Linked DNA regions of Homo sapiens: region 1 is linked to region 2. A link is an interaction called in ENCODE POLR2A ChIA-PET data of the cell type or tissue named here. Cell type or tissue: MCF 10A. All regions are shown on one strand.

The links. Peaks named below come from ENCODE experiments on the same cell type or tissue, not always from the same donor. Only the 100,000 strongest peaks of a DNase experiment are listed, where the experiment ranks them.
Region 1: POLR2A ChIA-PET joins it to region 2 with 6 read pairs; 7 of 35 experiments call an interaction of 5 or more read pairs at or near these places.

What each region holds. Positions count from the first base shown.
Region 1 is chr11:8,904,513-8,908,512 of GRCh38, reverse strand. It overlaps a transcript of DENND2B not described here. Among named protein-coding and RNA genes, the nearest start is that of AKIP1, 4.7 kb to the left of the region's middle. In MCF 10A, no CTCF peak of the experiment used is centred here; DNase peaks (open chromatin) are centred at 1,602 and 2,822.
Region 2 is chr11:8,838,759-8,842,758 of GRCh38, reverse strand. It overlaps a transcript of DENND2B not described here. Among named protein-coding and RNA genes, the nearest start is that of DENND2B, 30 kb to the right of the region's middle. In MCF 10A, no CTCF peak of the experiment used is centred here; no DNase peak of the experiment used is centred here.

The DNA.
Region 1 (4,000 bases), 66 kb before region 2:
TTATTGTGAATATCAAGTAAGTTAATATCTATAAAGTGCATTTATAGTACTTGGTACATAGTAGGTGCTCAATAAATATTAGCTAGTATTATTATCTTAAGCTTCAGCCTGGTCTCCCAAAATATGCTCTCACTTACCCAGTATCATAGCCACACCTCATCTCATTTGTCTCTCTTCCCCATTCTATTTTAGTCATTCCAGTTGAGGCACTACTTTCTTTTTGTCAGGTCAGCTCTTTGAAACTTTTCCCAGTGGTTCCCAGTTGCCACCTCTGTTGCCATAGCCTTAAAAAAATTTTTTGTGTGTACTTTTCCAATCTAATTTAAATTATGTGTAGTTATGGTTTCTTCTCTCCCAATAGCCTTTCAATTCCTTGAAGGCAGAAACTGTTCCTTATTTGTCCCTAAACATTCCAGGACCTGTTAAGTAGCGGGTGTTCAGTAGCCATTTGTTGAAATTACTCTGATTTAATTTTTAAGTTAAATAGACTTCTGTTAGCCCACATAAAGAGGTGGCTTTGTGGTGGCTCACACCTGTAATCCCAGAAGTTCAGGAGGTTGAGGTGGAAGGATTACTTGAGGCCAGGAGTTTGACAGCAGCCTGGGCAACATAGTGAGACCCCTGTCTCTATTTTTTAAAAAATTAAAAAACTAGCCTGGCATGGTGGCTCATACCTGTAGTCCTAGCTACTCGGGAGGTTGAGATGGGAGGATTGCTTGAGTCCAGGATGTTGAGGCTGCAGTGAGCTATGATCGTGCCACTGCCCTCCAGCCGGGGCAACAGAGTAAGAACCTATCTTAAGAAAAAAAAGAGTTGGCTTTTCTATTAAAAAAACACCTACCTACATGAACTTTAATGAATGTAATGAATATTCAATTGTAACTACATTTTCTCAGAATTTAACATTTAGAAATTTATGGGAAAGAAGATGCTTGAAATGAAACTGAAACCAAAAGACTCTAAATTAAATCTTTGCATTTGTTTTTATTTTTCTATTTGTAAATATATTTGTAAATATATTTTTATATGTGCATATTTATAATTTTAAAGATTCATCCTGTAAACCACAGATTGAGAGACTTGAGAGATTCCTTTTTATCTTTTTTAAGATTGGCTGGGAATAATGATAGAACATGACCTACCATCAGGCCCCTTGTGGATCAAATATAGCCCACGCCAAATGAAAGCCACTGGTGAGAACTGAAAATGGAATTGTAAATGGAGAGAGGGCAACTAATTAGGAATGTGCCTGGTCAACAGGGAAATAGACTGTCAGTATTGACAGAAAAATAAACTATTGATATGAGTTTTTAATGACTTCTATCTTCACAAGGGTAAATTCACTAATGAGAACAGATGAAAGTTAGTTGTCAGGGTTCTATGTTTTGGAGGAGATGCGTTGGAAGAGGTCTTTAATTGTGAAATGGGGAAAGAGACTGGTGCTGTATTTGGGACTTTTTGAGGAGAAAAAACAAGTCCAGTGAAGAGCAATGTAAATTCCTTTTCTTTATGTGAAGGGGGCCAAAAAGGGTTAAAAACCCAGGATGCAAAAGTGGGTACTGTGCCAGAGTTAGACAGTGATTTATACTGTACATACCAGAAACTGTATAAATCATTTTATTTGACAAATGGTATTGTTATTTCTCCAGCAGACTTAAGAGCTTTGGAATCATCACAGCTTTGTAAGGTAGTATTACAGACTGAGTCATTAGATCATTCATTTTGCCTGATTACATCATCTCACTGGGTTATTGGGGGAATGAAAGAAACTCATTATCAAAATTGTCATCTTGATGATGTAGATTAAAGAAAATGAATCAAACTTCTGAGAATTAACTTTCACAATCTGTTTAAAATTGACTGGGAGTTAAAAAAATTGGTTGCAGAGCAGGAATGATTGAAATCTTGTCATTTTTAAAAGTCAGAGATCAAAGGAATAGTATTTGGAAGATATTTAATATAAACAGTTGAAATTTATGTAGAGTTTTTTTTTTTTTTTTTTTGAAGACTTCTTGGCTGGGCGCGGTGGCTCACACCTGTAATCCCAGCACTTTGGGAGGCTGAGATGGGCAGATCACGAGGCCAGGAGATTGAGACCATCCTGGCTAACACGGTGAAACCCCATCTCTATTAAAAATACAAAAAATTAGCTGGGCGTGGTGGCAGGAGCCTGTAGTCCCAGGGGAGGCTGAGGCAGGAGAACGGCGTGAACCTGAGAGGCAGAGCTTGCAGTGAGCCAAGGTCGCGCCACTGCACCCCAGCCTGGGTGACAGAGCGAGACTCCATCTCAAAAAAAAAAAAAAAAAAGAAAAAAAAGACTTCTTTATTGAGGTATAATGTACATATGATAAAATTTACCTGTCTTAAGTGTATATTTCAGTATTTTTTGTAAATTTACAGAGTTGTCAACATCACCAAAGTGCAGTTTTGGAACACTGTCATTACCTGAGAAAAATCCCTAGTGTATACCATATGCAGTCAGTTCTCAGCTCCTGCCTCTGGTCCTAGGTGACCAGTCTTCTGCTTGCTGTCTTATGAATTCGCCTTTTCTGGACAATTCATATAGATGGAATCTGATAATATGTGACCTTTTTTTGCCTGGCTTCTTTTAATTAGCATAATGTTTTTGAGGCTCACACATGTCGTAGCATGTATCAATACTTCATTCTTTTTTATGACTGAATACTATCCCGTTATATGAATATATTACATTTTGTTTATCCATTTACTGGTTGATGGTCATCTGAAATGTTTCTGGTTTGGGGCTATTTTGACTGATAATGCATAGTAAGACTTTGTGTGGACACATGTTTTCATTTCTCTTGGGAATACAGACTTGAGCCGCCGCACCCACACCAGATGTATGATTCATAAGTATTTTCTCCCAGGCTGTGTCATGTATTTCATTTTCTTAGTGGTGTAATTTGAAGTACTAACATTTAAAGTTTTGATGAACTCCAACTTATTAATTTTTTTCCTTTATAAATTGTGCTTTTGGTGTTATATCTAAGAAATCTTTGCCTAACCTAAGGTCATGAAAATTTTTTTTGAAGATTTTTTCTATGTTTCCTCCTAATAGTTGTATATTTTAGTTTTTACATTTAACTCTATGCCATTTTGCATTAATTTTTATGTGCATTATGAGGTAAGGGTCTAGATTCATTTCTTTTCATGCAGATGTTCAATTTTCTCAGTATCATTTGTATAAAAGACTATCCTTTTCTCATTAAATTCCCTTGGCAACTTTGTCAAAAATCAATTCACCATAAATGTAAGAGTTAGCTTTTAGACTTTAAATTATGTTCTATTGATCTATATGTCTGTCCTTATGCCATATTATACTGTATTGATTATTGTAGTTTTGTAGTAAGTTTGGAAATTGGGAAGTATATCAACTATGTTCTTCATTTTCAAAATTATTTTTATATTCTAGTACAGTCATTATTTCCATAAAATTTAAATTCAGTTTGTCAACTTCTGTGTAACAACTGTTGATGTTTTGATAGAGATTATATTGAATTCACAGATTAATTGAGGAAGAATTGCAATCTTAACAATATTGGGTTTTTGAATTTATGAACATGGAATGTCTGTCCATTTATTTCAGTTTTCTTTATTTTTTTTACTAATATTGTGTAGTGATTAGTGTACATATTGCACTTCTTTTAACAAATTTATTAAGTATTTTTATGCTGTTGTGAATGAAATTGTTTTCTCAATTTCATTTTCAGATGAAATTATTACTAGTGTATAGAAATATAGTTGACTTTTTCATATTGATATTGTATCCTGTAACCTTGTTAAACTCATTTACTTGTTCTAAGAATTTTTTTGTGGATTCTTTAGGATTTTCTGTATACTGGATCAGATCTTCTGTGAATAAAGAAAGGCTAACTTTTTTCTTTTCAATCAGGACTTCTTTTTCTTGCCTAATCGCACTGGCTTGAACCTGTAGTACAATGTTGAATAGAAGTGGCAAGGGGAACATCTTTGCCTTGTT
Region 2 (4,000 bases):
GTCTCCATCATGAAATAAGTGAAATAAGACTTTAAATAAGTGAAAGACTTGAAATAAGTGCAGTGAAATAAGACTGTGAGCAGTCCCAAAAAATATTTATGACAATTTTTTTCCCATTTGGAACATTTGTTTAGCACAGTGATAGAGACCTGATGTGGTGTTTGCGCAGGGCAGATTGAATGCACTCCAAAAGGAAACCATAAAGGGTCGAGTCGATACCACACAGAAACACGAGGTGGTGGGATGAGTGGTTTTTCCACATTTTAATATTTTCCAGGATGACACTGAAAGCCTTACCCTTAGAGAACCCTGAGCCACCTAATAATTCATAACTCCAGACTCTTGAGAGGGAGAAATGGAGGTTTATACCATTAAATAGATGTTCTGGGCCTTTCCTAAGAGAGGCTGGAAAGAAATTGAGGGCAGTCATCGGAATGTGACCAGCACAGCAAGGTAAGGGACACTGCACGACTTTGATTCCTTGTGGAACAATGTCTTCTTAATATCAGTATTTCCAGCTCCCTGTTTTTAAAAAAGTCTCTAAAAAGCCTATCTTTTTTGGGAGGACAGGAGAGAAACCTGTCAAGGAAGTAATGAGTCAGCACCGGGGACCTACTATGTGCCGTTCACAACTTGATACTTTCGTGAACGGATTGTCTCAGAGAGGAGGAAATCATGACTCAGAGAAATTATGTAAATCACTGAAGATCCAGGATTTGAACTTTGGTTCATTTGATTGCAGATTTCTTTCTACTACTTTGTGATGCCGCCTTGTGCTGAAATCGTGGAGAATGGGGGATACTCTGGATTGAACTGGGGAACTCATGGTATCCAGCTAACTGGCCTGAAAACCCAAGTACCCTTGATCTGGAGGTGTTTGGGGAGAGGAAGAATGATGGTTAGAATAGAGGAATCGAGGAGAGAGACATCAGGAGTTGCTCAGACTGTTTCCGTTTCATGGAAAGGGAATTTTGTGCCATGTCATGTAGTCCATGGTGGTGGTTCGGAAGAAGTGGGTCCTGAATTCATCTGCTACCAGTTACCCAATGAAGGAAAATGGGAGAAATGTGGCATATGGGATTTTACAAAACACGTTTTTCTTTTATTTTGAGACATGGCCTTACTCTGTCACCTAGGCTGGAGTGCAGTGGTACAGTCATAACTCACTGCAGCCTCGACCGCCCAGGCTCAAGCAATCCTCCTGCCTCAGCCTCCTGAGTAGCTGGGAATACAGGTGTGTGCCACCATGCCTGGATAGTTTTTTAAATATTTAGATTTTTTTTGTAGAGATGAGGTCCCACTATGCTGCTCAGGCTGGTCTCGAACTCCTGAGCTCAAGCGATCCTCCAAGCTTGGTCTCCCAGAGTGCTGGGATTACAGGCGTGAGGCACCTGGCTTCACAAAAACACACGTTTTGTTTGTTTGTTTGTTTGTTTCTTAATTTGGACCAATATAGGAAAAATTTTAAATTTTTTTTTTAGGCAAAGGGACTAAAAACAAAAACCTCAAATCTATTATCATCTTCACAACATATAAGAAGAGACATTTGCAAATCAAAATAATAAATAAATTAAAAACAAGTCAAGAAAATGGGCTAATAAGACAGCAAAGAAAGAACCTTCCACTTGTCTATTATATAGTTAGGTTAGATTTAAGATGTTTGAATCATGGAAAATGACAGCGTAAGTTTCTTGATATTTGTCAGTTTGGGAATTTTTATTTAGTAGTGCAACATTAAGAGAAGTTTGACTGTCCAGCTTGTTTCATGCCTTTTTCTTTTAAAATCACAGTTACTGTTGGGAGTCCATTTTGACAGATTTTGATGAAAACAGTATCAACAAGCATTGTAATTTCACTCAATATGGAATATTCTGGTGGATGGCAAAAGGGGAGTGAGAACAGTTCTTAGGCTTTCAGTTCCGTGGCCAGGCCAGGAAGAAAGCAGGAGTAGCAGCTCCTGTGTGTGACTGGTGAGGGCTGCAGGAAGGGGCTGCAAGGACCTGTCTGCCAGTGCTTCCTATGTGGGGTGGGGCTGGATACTGCACAGCACCCTTCCTGCCCAATATGGAACGGGTAGGAGTCTTACTTGAGAGGGATGCTGTGGATGGTAAAAACTTTCATCTTGGCCGGGACTGATATTTAGGAGAGCCCCTCTTGTAAAGGAATTATCCTGTTTGGTTCTCCAAAAAGAGATCTACAGGAGAAGGCACAGACAAAGGCCCCATTGTTTTCTCCAGGGCAGCTGTTCATTGCGTTGGTGCTGGGAGGGGTGTGGGAAGCTTGCCCGACTCAGGCCTAGGTGCTCAGATGTGGGAGTGGTCCTGCCGTTCAGCCCTATTATTTTCTTCTGAGCCTTTCTTGTGGGGTCTTTTTGCAAACTGCATTTTCCTCCAAGCAGCAGAATCTTAGCTTCACCTTTTTTGTGGTCTTGGTGCCCTGGAATTTTGGTGAATGCTGAGTGCCTGGGAACAGAAAAGCCTGAAAGCACCTTGGGAACTCCCCAAGTCCCCTCTCTTTTGTCCAAGAGAATACCTACTTCTGCCTTTCCAGGGGCTGTGCTGGGGGAAGTGTGTGTGTTGGCCTCTCTGGAGAAGGGCATGCTGGCTTCCCTGGCCTGTTTACATTAGTCTCATTCTCGCTGCCCTTGATTACAAATGAGGCATTGGGCGGGGGATTTCCCTGCTTCCAGGGAGGTCACTCCTTCCTTTTGTCTGTGCTCTCAATTTTTCCACCTGGGGAAGAGCTGCCTTGAAAAAAAACCCCAAAACTCCCCTTAGCTTAACTCCTTGTCTCATAGACTGTCCAGTAAGTGGATCAGTTCATAATCAGGAAGCAATTCATCTGTCTCCTGAAATTCCCTTCCCCTGGGTTCTCTTAGTCCTTTTCTCATTCTCCTGTCTCTGCTGTAGTTATCAGCACTCCTTCCTAACAAAACAGTGTTCCCAACCCAGAGTCTGGTCTGCTCCTGGGTGCTTCTTGAGCTGAGGTGTTGATGCAAGGGTTCTGGACCTTAGGAATGTGTGTCCTGGCACTTTGAGTAGAATGGAAACCCTTTGAGGTTAAGAGCTCCAGGTTTTTTCCTTCCCTCTTCCCCACTCTGTATGTAATGCTTGTGAGAGGACAGGAGGGGTCACTGGGGAGGGGGACCACTGGTGGCCCAGTTTGCTGGTGTGGTCACCTCAGAAGTGAGGGAAAGCCTGTTGCCCTGAGCATGGGTAGAAAGCTGGCCTCAGACCCCTTTGCTCTTCTGTGGAACTCCCCGCCCACCTTTCTTGTTCAGTTGAACAGTGTCAATATCAGAGCCTCTAATACAATTAAGGGATCCTATTTGAAGCCCTTTCTTAAAGGTTATTGGAAAGTGTAAGTGAATTTTACTTGGTGGTAACAACCTTTCCACTCTTTTCACAGATTTCACACCCTTTGGAGAGTTTCTTTCTTGGATAATTCAGGTAGGTTTTTACCTTTTGTTTTTTAAATCAGTGGATCTAGTTCCATACAGTGACTTCTTCAGTTCCCCCGGCAAAGATCCTTGTTCGGGTCCCTTGAATTTCCTTCTGATTCCACTGATGATGCTCCTGGTTTCCCAGGGCTTCCATCTCATTCTCATAGATTCCTGTGTACCTTATCATGTTGCAAGCTTTATTCTAGCTTCTGTTAGGCCAAATTAGTATCCATTCTCTTTCTCTCTTCCTCCTTTTTTCTTCACTGGAAAGTTAATGTTTTGCCTTTGGGCTTTTTTTCTAAGCCAGGTTTCAGTTCAGACCTTGGTGCTGGGAGTAGGCTTGGATTCCTGTGTTATGTTGCTTCAGCATACATCTGTGTTGTAGGCCTAAGAATGGTCATTGCTTCTATGTTGCTCTGAGATTTTAGCTCCATATCCTTTTGATCAAGCTTTGTGTTGGTGAGCACTTTTTGTGTCCTTTAAGAATTCCTTTCCCGCCCCAAGGTCATGAAGATAGTCCTCCTAAGTTTTCCGTAAATGCTTTCCCTCTTAGATAAC